Regions from separate parts of the Homo sapiens genome. Here region 1 is linked to region 2. Evidence: chromatin contacts called from ENCODE Hi-C or POLR2A ChIA-PET data. All regions are on one chromosome and are shown on one strand. Each heading gives the region's core, a stretch centred on a gene start or an enhancer-like site at or near the end of the contact. The rest is flanking DNA. Distances are from core to core; before and after follow the strand shown. Region 1 holds the start of SPINT1-AS1 (SPINT1 antisense RNA 1). Region 2 holds the start of BAHD1 (bromo adjacent homology domain containing 1).

Region 1 (5,605 bases), core at 743-3,242, 400 kb before region 2:
CCTACCATTTATGGGCAGTGTTACCCTGGGCAAATTCTTTAACATGGGAGTCTTAGTTTCCTAATCTAAAAAGTGGGATGACTGCTAGTAGCACCCTTTTTGGAAGTTGTTGTGATGAGGCCTGAGTGAGAGGATGTGTGGCACAGCAATCAGTAAGCTGTAAAGTGCTCACAGAGGTTATGAGAGGTGACCTACCCCTGCCCTGGAGCCCCACCTGGCCAGAACAGCAGGTAGAGAGAAAGGGGGAACCAAGGCTCTGGACTGGCCCTGATCCCAGCAGACAGTTCAGTCCGGGGAAGAAAGAGGAGGAGCCCTGGCCTCCGCTTTGCCTTTATCTATGGAAGTAAACAAGGTTTGGCTACCAGATTCTAAGCAGGGAGAGCCCTGTCTGGCTCATGCGCATGCACACACACCTGCCTGGACAGCTGACATCCCTTCCCTACTAGGTATACATACCAACAGGCTGACTCACCCCACAACCCTCCTCATCCCCCACCCCAGAGCCTCTAGGCTTCTGTGCCTACAACATCACTTCTCTCCCTTTGGATCAACCGCAGACTGGGCTTGTTTTCTAGTCTCGGATCTGGCAGTCTTCCTGGACCACCAAAAGGCCAATGCATTCCTAGGGGGTAGAGAGATGCTAAGCAGTCCCAAGTCCAGCCAGTGGAGGAGACTATGGCCAGGCTCACCTGACAGGGCATCGGTGTGCCCAGACCAGTGCTTGGCCAAGGTGCCTTTCTAGTCACCAGACCATCCAGACAGCTCACTCCTTCAATCAGCCTATCAGTGCCAGAGGTCAGGAGTCCTGGGGACTTCCTCTCCCCTCCAGTACACACAGCCCAGAGCCAAAGGCCTCCCTGTGAGCACCAGCCCATCACCTCTGAACATCCTGAGTTCAGGAGCCAGAGCCTGGGCCCTGCCCTCCCTACTCATGTCCCCTTTCATTTGTTTACTGTTTGTACTGCCTACTACCGATGTGAAGGCGATCTGGCTGTGACATCTGTCACCCCATTGATCACCAGGCTTGATTCGGCTGTACTGCCTACTTCTAAGGAGGGCTTCAGGTAGAAATAATCCCAGCACTTTGGGAGGCCAAGGTGGGTGGATCACCTGAGTTCAGAAGTTCAAGACCAGCCTGGCCAACATAGTGAAACCCCGTCTGTACCAAAAAAAAAAAAAAAAAAAAAAAAAAAAAAATTAGCCGGGTCTGGTAGCGGGTGCCTGTAGTTCCAGCTACTCCGGAGGCTGAGACAGAAGAATCACTTGAACGTGGAAGACGGAGGTTGCAGTGAGCAACCAGAGATTGCGCCATTGCACTCCAGCCTGGGCGACAAGAGCGAGACTCCGTCGCAAAAAAAAAGAAAGAAAAAGAAAAAAAAAAGTGAACTCTCCTTAACTCCTCTCTGATGTTCGTCTCCCCTAGGACCCCATAACCAGTCCCTTTTTTGAGTCTCTCCAAACCCATCCATCTTGGCACCCTCCTCACCTCCAAAGCCCTGGGTCCGCAGCTGGCGGTAGGAGCGGTACACTTCCCTCGTGAGGTAGTTGATGAAGCCCTCCCTGGGCGCGAACTTGCACACGAAGTTCTGCTCGTAGAGGCAGTTGATGAGGAAGCAGGCGGCGATGGCGTCCTCCCCGCGGTCGGGCTGCAGCTCCACTAGCGCCAAGTTGCAGTTCTGGGTGGTGCAGCAGGCGCGCACGCAGTCCCAGCCCCGGCGCACGGTGGGGGACTCCAGGAAGGTAGCTCCGTTGCTGACCGAGGCGTTGGTGTCCAGCACGAAGCCAGGCACCCCGGCGGTAAAGCTGTTCAGGCAGTCGGCTCCCGCGGGCAGCCCAGGGGGCGCGGGCGGTGGCCCGGCCTGGGTGCCCTGGAGGCCGAGCGTGCACAGAAGCCACAAGGCGACGGCAGGGATGCCGGCCGGGGCGAGGCGGGCGCGGGCCATCGTCCTCGCAGGGGCCATCGCCTTCCTCCCCAGGGGGGTCACCTTCAGAGCGCGGGCCTCTGGGTTCCGAGGGTGCTGGTGACCTGAGAAGAAGGGAGGGGACAGAGGAGGAGACACACCTGATCAGCCCGGGAGACTTTGGAGGAGGCGGGCCGGCCGGGAGGAAGTGGCGGGGAGGAGGGACCGGAGCACCCCAGGATCGAAGAGGGCGCACGGGCCCGGCCCTCCCACGCGCCCTCCAGGGACCCGGCAGCCAGACAGACGGACAGGCGGACCGCTAGGGAGCTCAAGTACCCGGACACACGCACGAGCGCAGAACAAAGGGCCGGACATGCTCCAGCCCGCTCCGCCTGCGCCTCGGCCTTGCGCGCGGGGGCCCGGGTTACCTGCGCAGGTGAGTTGGGTGGGGCCGGGTCCGCCGAGGTTCCGGTCCCAGCTTCCTGCGCGGCTCGGGTCGCGGCTTCCGACCCGGTGCTCGGAGAGCTGGGGCTCGGCCGCCTTCTCCCCCTGGTTTCTGGTGAAACTGAGTCAGCGCCGTCGGGGCGGGGCCGACATTCACCCTTGCGCTGCCGGCCCCGCCCACGCCCGGTGCGCTGCGGCCGCCTCTAGCGCGGAGCTCCAGGCCCGGCCCGCCCCGCGGCCCCGCAGCCCCGGTGCCTCCCCGGCAGCCAGCTCCCCGGAGGGGCTCTCGGGCTCCACCCAGTCCAGCCTCGCGAGGGAGCCCCGCGCCCGAAGCGCATACCCAGCCGGGAGGGGATGCGGCCGGGACGCGAGGGTCCGGCCTCTGGGGCGGCGGCCTCCAGTCTTCCTTTCCGGCCGGGGCCTGCTTTCCCAGCCCCAGACCTGAGGCCCGATGCAAATGATCTTTCCGGCCCTCAGGAAATCATTTCCATTTCGTGGCGGGAAGGTAACCCAAAAGTTGCGTGGCTGCACCTGTGATAACAGGGATCCGGGATGTCTGCCTCACTGTCAGCTCCGGGAAGCCCTCCCTGCTGTCAGGGTGAGAAACGGAGGCGATTCCCCGCGTCCAGGCTCCCCTGCGTGCTCCACGGGGCTTCCCTGTTGTTCGAGGCCCCTCCTCATCTTGTATGTACAGTTCGGTCCATTCCCTGCTATGGCTCATTGGACTGTTGCCCCCTTCCCTGGAGCCCAGGCTTCCTCTCTTTCACAAAGGGGACGCTGCTGGCTACTTTCTTCCAGGGAAATGTCATCCTTGGAAGCCTGGAGGTTCCAGTTCACCAAGTAGCTGAGTTAATGCCCTTCACGAAACAGTGGACTCCTTGAAGCCAAGCTCATTGCTCCTCCTGAGTAAAAAACTCTTAAGAGACCATTCTCTACGGCAAGGGTCTGAACAGGTGAAAGACAGATGAAGGCAGGGCTGGAGGAAGGAATCACATAGCATGCTCTCTTAAAATACAGATTCCAAACCTTTTCCTGATGGCTTAACAACCCCCAAACCAATGGGAACATTCTTCCCAGTTTCTCATCCAGAGCAGCTTTGCCTAGCAGATCCTGTGGCCAACCCTTGGATTTTGCTGAACTGCAACATCCTCCAGCTGCTCACATGATGCGTGTTGGGGTGGGAATCTGGGGCCTGTCTCCCCTTCTCTGGATGTTTAGGGTTTATCCACAGACCCTGGCACACTGGTGGATATACAACAATGGTGGTATGCTGGGAATGAAGAAAATGATTGTGCAGTCACTGGGAAGAAAGGGTTTTGTTGTGATTTGATTTCCCCTTATGGCTAACACATTCAAGAATCTTTATTTATTTATTTATTTATTTTTTTTTTTTTTTTTTTGAGACGGAGTCTTGCTCTGTCACCCAGGCTGGAGTGCAATGGCACGATCTCGGCTCACTGCAACCTCTGCCTTCCAGATTCAGGAAATTCTGCCTCAGCCTCCCAAGTAGCTGGGCTTACAGGTGGGCACCACCACGCCGAGCTAATTTTTGTATTTTTAGTAGAAACGAGGTTTCACCTTTTTGGCCAGGCTGGTCTTGAACTCCTGACCTCAGGTGATCCACCCACCTCGGCCTCCCAAAGTGCTAGGATTATAGGCGTGAGCCACTGTGCCTGACCTCAAGAATCTTAATACAGGAAAATATTACCTTATGGTAATATTACATCACCATAAATTTATCATTACATCCATTATACACACCATTATAAAAACCAACATGAATTCAGCACTGACAATGCCCAAACTCTGTTCCTAAGCACTGCCCACATATTACCCTATACTCAAAACAAACCTAGGGAGGTAGTATTTTTAGCCCCATTTTACAAATGAGCAAACAGGCTCAGACAGGTAAACTGACTTGTCAGGTCATTCAGCATTGAAGCGGCAGAGTAGGGATTGGAGCCCAGGCAGGCCAATTCCATGGCTTCAGTGCTTAAACCCTGGGCTTTATGGCCTTTGCAATTCTGACTTCATCTGGAAGTTCTGCCCTCACCTCAGATTCAACTTGCTTAAACCCATAACTCACTTTCAAGTGGTGAGCACCCACCATTTGTTGAGATGCCCACTGTGTTCCCTCCAGGCACTTGACATAGGATTGCTAATGCTCAGGACAACTCTAAAAATTGCTTCCACTTTGCAGAAAGGTTCACTGACTCCATCAAGGTCAGGTAGTGAACGAAGAGTGGTGACAGGTTGTAGAGAAGTTGAACTTGTGAGCTTCAGACTCAGACTACTGGATTTAGCTCTTGCATCTGCCACTTACTATTCGTGTGGCCTTGTGCAAGTTATTTGATCTCTCTGCCTTAGTCTCCTTGAATGGGAAGTGGGGCTTCATAAGGTTTTTTATGAGGATTAATTGAGTTAATGCAGACAAAGCATTTGACACAAAGAGTTCTCAATAAATGTTACTTGAAACGACAACAACAACAACAACAAAAACACATGGTGGTGAGGATGCAGAGAAAAGGGAACGCTTATACATTGTTGGTGGGAATGTAAATCAGTTCAGCCACTGTGGAAAGCAGCTTGGAGATTTCTCAAAAACTTAGAACTACCATTCAACTCAGCAATCCTATTACTGGGTATATACCCAAAGGAAAATATATTGTTTTTCCAAAAAGACACATGCACTTGTACGTTCATCACAGCACTATTCACAATAGCAAAGACATGGAATCAACCTAGATGCCCATCAATGATGGATTGCATAAAGATAATGTACTTCATACGTACCATGGAATACTATGCAGCCATAAAATTAACAAAATCATGTCCTTTCCAGCAATACGAATGCAGCTGGAGGCCATTATCCTAAGCAAATTAAGGCAGGAACAGAAAACCAAATACCACATATTCTCACTTATAAATGGGAGCTAAGCATTGAGTACACATGGACATAATGATGGAACAATAGACACTGAGGACTACCAGAAGAGAGAAGGAGGGAGGGGAGCGTGGGGAGCGTGGGCTGAAAAACAACCTTTTAGGTAATATGCTCACTACCTGGGTGACAGGCTCATCTGTACCCCAAACCCTATACCCATGTAACAAACCTGCATGTGTACCCACTGAATCTAAAATAAAAGTTGAGGCCAGGTGCAATGGCTCATGTCTGTAATCCAAGCACTATGGGAGGCTGAGGCAGGAGGATTGCTTGAGCCCAGGAGTTCAAGACCAGCCTGGGCAACATGGCAAGACCC
Region 2 (6,394 bases), core at 1,473-3,972:
GACAGCAGGACAACAGAAAGGAAGAAAGAGAGGGAGATATCAAAAAGAACCTAATCACTGGCTAAACTCTCCGGAGCAAACCCTCCTTAACACCAGATCCGACTGGCATGAGTCTCCTGCCAGGTAAGAGCCCTACCAAAGAGGGAAATGCTATTTGGGCAACTCCCCTTCATATTCCAGTGGCCAGACCACGTCATCCCCTTCTGACTGCCACCAAAAGAAATCACATGCCGTGTAGCCTCACAGAAGGCACAAAGGCCTTGAGATTCATCATCACTCTCTGGATTTTAGACATGCAATTAAATTATCTCAGAACAAACTTTAGCCTCCTGAGTGAGGTAATACCTACCTTTCTCACAAGCCTCAGCTCCATCCAGGCTGGGGTCTAGATCATTCCAGGGAGGTCCATGGGGGGTGGCCATGAATAAACTCCCATGCCCATGCTACCCTCTGAAGTGGCAGACAAGCAGCTTTCCCAGGTGGGATTACAGCCAACCACAGTTGAGAGCGGCTTCTAACCAGCCCTACCTGAGGTGGGACTCGAACTCAGATTCTCAGCAAAATCCACATTCTGAAACAGCCTGAGTTTCCCTGTCCTTATGATCCCAACTCTTCTTTTGGGTGTGGGGTTCACATGGAGGGCATGGGAGCTCTGAATGAGTTTTTCCAAGCAGGTAAACAACATCCAGCTCACAGCTGGTCACCGGGGGAGATGGAGGCACTCACAGCTTAAGCCAGTGGTTCCTAAGCATCCTCCAAGCTGGCCAAGGACAGTGGTGCCCCTCCAAGACATGTGGTCCCTCTGGGCCCTTTTTCTTTTTTTTTGTGGAAGACAGCGAGGTGAAGAGAGTAGGGAGGAAAGTCTCAGGTGGCACAAAGTAAAAGGACTGGAAAGCTTTTTATTTCATTATTAAATTCCTGCCTGGATTTATAAACTCAGCTTCTCATTTTTCTAAGTGGGTACCTTTGTGGCTAAGGAAAAGTGCTGGAGGCAGCTGCGGAGGGCTGGCGGGAGCCCACGGGGTGGGGTGTCTCTTGTCCTAATCAAACTAGTCTTCTGCACTTCTAACACTGTCGACAATGGGCGACTAGGAGATGTCCCAGGTGGGGTTAGACTTCTGCCTGTAGGCAGACTCTGCTTGTTGAAAAACCCCTCATTCTTGACAGGCTCTACAGCGGCTCACTGGGTCTGTCGCCTCGGTGAGTAGCAACCCCGTCGCCACCAGCCAAGGCACATCATGAGCATACACCCCCACCCCGGCCCCTCGGCCCCCGGCAAGTAGACCCCACTTCCCAGAGCCTCGAGGCCAACAGCGAGCGGCTAGAGCGGCAAGCCAGTGCCGCAGCTCCTCCCGGCGGGCGCCCCGGCCCCCGCAGTCCCCGGGGCAGAGTCCGGCCCCGTCGCCCGCCCCTCGGAGTGGGTGCCTCGGACCCGCTCCCCTCCCCGACGCCACCACCTGCGCCCGCTCCGGCGCCGCCTTTGTCCGGCGCTTCACCGCCAAGCGAGCCCCTCGGGCCCGACCTGACCCGGCCCCCAGCCCCAGAAGAGAGGCGGCGGAGCGAGCAGGGCAAGACCAGGCCGGGCCGCGAGCACAGGGTCCCGCTGTCACTTGGAGGCGGTCTGACAACTTCGATTCCCCCCGCCACACCTCGGACTCGGCCGCCGCCCCGCAAGGTCCCCGCAGGGCCTCCCGCGGCCCACACTCGCTTTTCGAACCGGTCCCCTTCCGTCTTCGGCGCCTCCCTTCCTCTCAGCCCGATCGAGTCGGGTCTACACTACTCCCCCCTGCCGCCCCCGGCCCGGCGCGGCCCTCATCCCCTGCCCCCCATCCAGCAATAACCGGTCAGCTCCCAGCGCGGGAGGGCGCCCCCCACCCTGAGCGGGCGATCCCGCGGCGCCGCCCCCGGCCGCGGCCCCTTGCCTCGGGGACCGCGATGGGGGAGGGGGCGCGGCGGGGGCCTCGCCGCCCGCGCACTCGGAGGCGAGCCGGCTCCGCCGCGGCGAGGAAAGACCGGCGTCCTCCCGCCCTCCGCAGCTCGGGACGCCCGCGCCGCCGCCGCCCGGCCGAGCTGCCACCCTGCGGCCGCCACCCACCCCGCCCCCGGCCTGCAAGGCGGGCGGCCCCCGGGGGCTGTCACCTCGAGGCGCGCCGCGTTCCCCGATGGCGGGACCGTGGTGCCGGACCCAGGGGAGGGAGGTGGCGCGAGCGGGCGGGCGGCCGCACCTGCTTCGCGTCGTCCGTCCGTCCGTCCCTTCCCGGGCTGGCGGGGGCGGTGGCGCGGCGCGCTCGGTGGGGCGCGCTGACGGGCGGCCGGTGCTCTCCCCCTTCGCTCTTCTGCCTACCTCGCTCGCTCCCTCCCTCCAGCTCGCCCCTTCCCCCTCCTCGACCCCGGCCCCTGACTCACCAGAACGGGCGGCGCGGACGGCGCGGCTCTGGGCGCCCGCAGGCCCCGGCCGGGCTGGAATCCGGCGGCTGGAACCCCCCGGGGGCGCTCAATTCCCGGGCTCCACGCTGCTGCGTCAGCGCCTCCTCCTGGGGGCCGGGGCCGGGCGGGCGGAGCGGGGACCGCGGCCGGGCGGGGCCGTCGGGGGGGGCGGGCGCGCCTGGCCGGGGCGGGCGGACGGCGGGGGCCGGACGGGCGGGGCAGGCAGCCGGACGGGCGGGCGGCGGGGGCCGGGCTCCGGGATCCGCTACGCCGCTCGCGGTTCCCCCACAAACTCCCCGAGAGCGGAGCCTCCGCCGCCCTCCTTCCTGCTTCCTCGTCCCCAGCCAATCAGCAGCGCGCCCCTCGGCCAGCTCCGCCAATCAGCCGCCCCGCCCTGCGCTGGCTCCGCCAGCCAATCCGGCCCTCGGCTCCCCCTCCCGGTCTCTGACCAATCAGAACCGTGGGTCGGTCGTCCCAACGCAGGGGGCAGCACGAGGCGGCCGGGGGAGGCGGTGCGGGGAGTGGTGGGGCCTTGGGGGAGGGGTGCCGTGCCAAGGGTGGTGGCAAGGGGTGATTTTCTTTGCCGGCTTCTTGGATTTTTCTCTTCGTCTTCAGAACCTGAGCCCGTATCCCACGGTGACTCGACCCCAATCTCCCAGCTGCTAGCCCCCCCGGAAAAATCTTATCTCCCCCCGCCCTGGCCATCACCCCTCCGCATCCCCTTTCCCCCAAATCCTCCCCAGCACGCGCTGGAGAAAACTGCGGGCCGAGGAACACCCCATCCTCGCCGGAGGCTGCTGCCCCCAGGGCAAAGCTTCAGGAAGACCAGCCGAAAATCAAGCGAGAACAACCCCCCTTTCCTGCAGAAAGGGCCCCAGACTCCTGCAAAAGGGCCCCGACTGCTGAGAAGCCCCTCCCGCCCTTGCCTCATCTTTCCGACTTCCCTGCCTGCCACGTCTCCTTTCCTTTCCAGCAAGGTCGGTCCTGGCTCGGTAACCCCTCACCCGCATCTCTTTTTCCTCTTTCTGCCCTTCACCTACCGCCCCCAACCCCAGCTCCTAATTCACCCTCTTCAGAAGCAGAGTGTGGAGCCCTCATCCATTTCCAGCTGACAGCAGAGCCTGGTCTGTGAGTCCTTGACACCCACACACCCTCTTCCACCACCGCGGGGAACATCAGAGCTCTCCGGGGGAGGGAGAAAGGGGCGGGCAGCCTGACAGGAGCGGCTGGACTCCCTCCCTCGCGTCCCCAAGCTACGGGAGAACCAAGTGTAGACACTTACCTGGCTTCCCCCTAGTCACCAAATGCTGTGGCTCCGTCTCTCACCCCCACAGACGTGCCCTCCCAAGCCCGAGCACGCTCGCGGGGTCAGTGGGGTGGGTGGGCACAGCAGGCTAAGGGCACAGAGAGAGATGGGAAGTCCCTGTTAGGTGCGGGAAGGAGCTGTGTCTTGGGCACCTGGTGGTGCCAGAGCCCGCCTAGGACTTCACTAAGCCCGGGATATGCACACAGTAGGTTCTCGAGAAATGCTGAGTTCACCCCTGAACAAAGCCTCATTCCCAATTCAGGCGGGGGAGGGGAGCTTTAGGAGGTAAAAGGAGCAGCGGCAGAAAGGGTAGTGTCAAGTCACCAGAGCGCTGGAGCAGCCCAGGGAGGGGCTGGGCCCCAGGAACGCCTTGGGCAGAGAGAGGCACCCAGAGTGCTGAGGCTGCCCAGGCAAGCAAGGAAAACCCAGCCTTGGAGTGTGGCCCAGGGGCTTCGGAGGGGCTCCTCCTGCACCACACACAGCGCCCAGCCTTTCCTAGACCTTGGGACTCCAGCGCTCACCCAGGCAGCCTTTTAAGACAATCAGGGCTGCTAGCCAATATGGCTGGGAAACAACCTCCCCCAGAAGCAGTTCCCCATCTGCCTCCAGAGCTGTCCAGGGGGCCCAGACTGTCTTAGCTGTTTGGGGGGACACACTTAAAGGAGGGGCCCCCTCAGCAGGGAAAGTGTGTGAATGGAAGCTAAAAGCTAAAACTGTGGCACGGAAATGTCTCGAAGGTCCAGGTTCTCCCACTGCCACTTCTCCCACCTCCCACCCTTGGGGAAAGCAAAACCCCAAAGCTGTAAAAGTAGGACGCTGAAAGATTTCTCCCCTTCCTGGACAGGACAGAGGTTCCCGGCAGCGCCCCCCCAACACACACCAGGCCAGCCCTACTCCCCACCTCACAGAATTCCCCCTCTCCCTGTCCCAGTCTGGCCCATAGGCAAATTAACCCCACGGTGGCCCCCACTCGTCAGAGATTGGTGGTGGAGGGTACAGCAGTGGTGGCCACGGGGGCAGAGCCATGCTACAGGCCAAGACAGAAGAGAGGCCGGGCTCCTGTCTGCAGCCCAGGCGGCGCTGACCTTGGCAGCCACTTCAGGCCTGATAATGGGCAGGGATGGAGGCCGGGAGGGCCAGAAGAGGAATGTACCTGGTGGCAGGGAAGGAGACCTAAGTGGCAGGAAGCCCACGTTCAGCCGAGGAAATGGCAGCAGGACGAGGTGGCAGGATTGGGTGTCTTCCTGGTGTTGGCATTAGAGGGCCCTGGGGTGAGCAGGGGAGTGTTGTCTTATCTGGGGTCTCAGTGGGAGGGAAAGGAAGGAATACCAACCGGAGAGGAGGCAGAGTAGTCATGACAGCCCACCAAGTGCCTGCCTGGCCGCTGGAGGAGTTCTCCCCTCAGAGCCTCCAGTGTGGGTGGCGGTGTCCGCTGCCCCAGGAGGCTCTGACTGAGTGGGCTATGGTGCGGGGACACGGGCTGGCTAAAGGCACTAAGTGTTCCTCCTGTGCCAGCTCACTGAGCCACCTCTGTCCCCCCTTCCTCCCTATTGCTTGTTAAAACAAGCCAGCAAAGAATAGGCAGGGGCTACACCCTGCCTGTCCCCCAAAGGGAACTTTTGGCCTCTCCTAGCCTCCTTCACCCAACTTTCAGGGACCTCTGCAACTGGGCCTCCTTCTTTCCCAGTCCAAAGCCCTTCCACAGCTGGAAAGGGCTCCACCTCTTCCTCCTTCCTTCGGTCCTGTAACCTTTCCTGAGTGAATGCTGCCTCCACCCCACTTCACTGGGCAGCTGTGCCAACGCCTGGGGCCCATCACCTTTCCTCTCCCTGGTATGTTTGGCAGCCCAGAGGTCTCCCACTGAAAAAAGGGTTTGGCACTTGGTGTAGAAAGAGGAATGGGTCCATCGGGTCTCCGGAGTCTTTCCCGGGCTGCTGCCAGGCAGGGGCTCTCTCTCCCCAGACACCTCCAGACCCATCGGGAAGGGTTAACTGCCTCAGAGGGAGATGCCCTAGAGTAAAACATCCAGGGCCAGAGAGACCACGCGGCGCACCCTTCCCCCACCACACACAACCAGACTGACAGCCGGGACAGACTGGCTGCTCGGTCATCTCCAGCCCAGCCCCAGCACCTCCCCGCCACTGCCCGCTGCAGTCCCCGAAGACCGCCTGGCCTGAGATCCAACCACCTGGCACCAGGCAGGGCACCCCAACGGCAGTGCAGTCCCTGCAGTGGTGGCAGTGACCACTTTCTCCTCCCTCCAGCCCCTGCCCAGGTCCCACCTTCTTTCCTGGAAGTGGGGCAGCCCCTGTCCCAACCCCCAGAGCACCTGAAGTCTAGGTCCCCACAATACTTACTGAGCCACCCGGCTCCTCAGCCCCACTGGACGAACTGAAGGGCACAGCTCTTTGGGGGAGGGACACCAAGGCAACAATTAAATGCGGCAGCAGCACTTGCCCCCTCCCCCATCATAGGAAGCCCCTGGGGGGTGGGGGAATAAAGAAAGCTGGACTTTTATAGTCCTTTTGCTGTGACCCACTCCCTCTTAAAGGGATTGGAACACCCCTCCTTAAAGGGATCTCCAGAAATTATTTGCCCCCCAGGCAAATCCTAGTGCAGAAGTCTGGTCTTTACCTGCGGGGGCCCTCTTCCCTAGGGATG

The links. Hi-C counts contacts between places; a loop is a spot of excess contacts on that map. ChIA-PET counts read pairs that join two places held with the same protein, here RNA polymerase II (POLR2A). Pooled maps may share reads with other maps.
Region 1: a pooled map shows a loop between it and region 2 (3-fold over the local background). The contact joins the promoter of SPINT1-AS1 here to the promoter of BAHD1 in region 2. A Hi-C loop is called at or near these places in 2 of 50 pooled maps. POLR2A ChIA-PET finds 5 or more read pairs at or near these places in 4 of 52 experiments (Caco-2, WTC11, activated naive CD4-positive, alpha-beta T cell and 1 more).

What each region holds. Positions count from the first base shown.
Region 1 is chr15:40,840,911-40,846,515 of GRCh38, reverse strand. It overlaps SPINT1-AS1 (SPINT1 antisense RNA 1), which reads left to right and starts at 1,992. Exons shown (of 2, transcript NR_146468.1): 1 at 1,992-2,337. It overlaps SPINT1 (serine peptidase inhibitor, Kunitz type 1), which reads right to left and starts at 2,468. Exons shown (of 11, transcript NM_003710.4): 1 at 2,330-2,468; 2 at 1,487-2,026. The coding sequence starts at 1,961. RefSeq lists silencers at 1,787-2,026, 2,317-2,376, 2,457-2,686, 2,848-3,030 and an enhancer at 2,324-2,895.
Region 2 is chr15:40,437,281-40,443,674 of GRCh38, reverse strand. It overlaps BAHD1 (bromo adjacent homology domain containing 1), which reads right to left and starts at 2,722. Exons shown (of 7, transcript NM_014952.5): 1 at 2,407-2,722. RefSeq lists silencers at 1,297-1,366, 1,387-1,506, 2,227-2,286, 2,735-2,920, 2,347-3,016 and enhancers at 1,672-2,171, 2,172-2,673, 3,479-4,016, 6,168-6,394.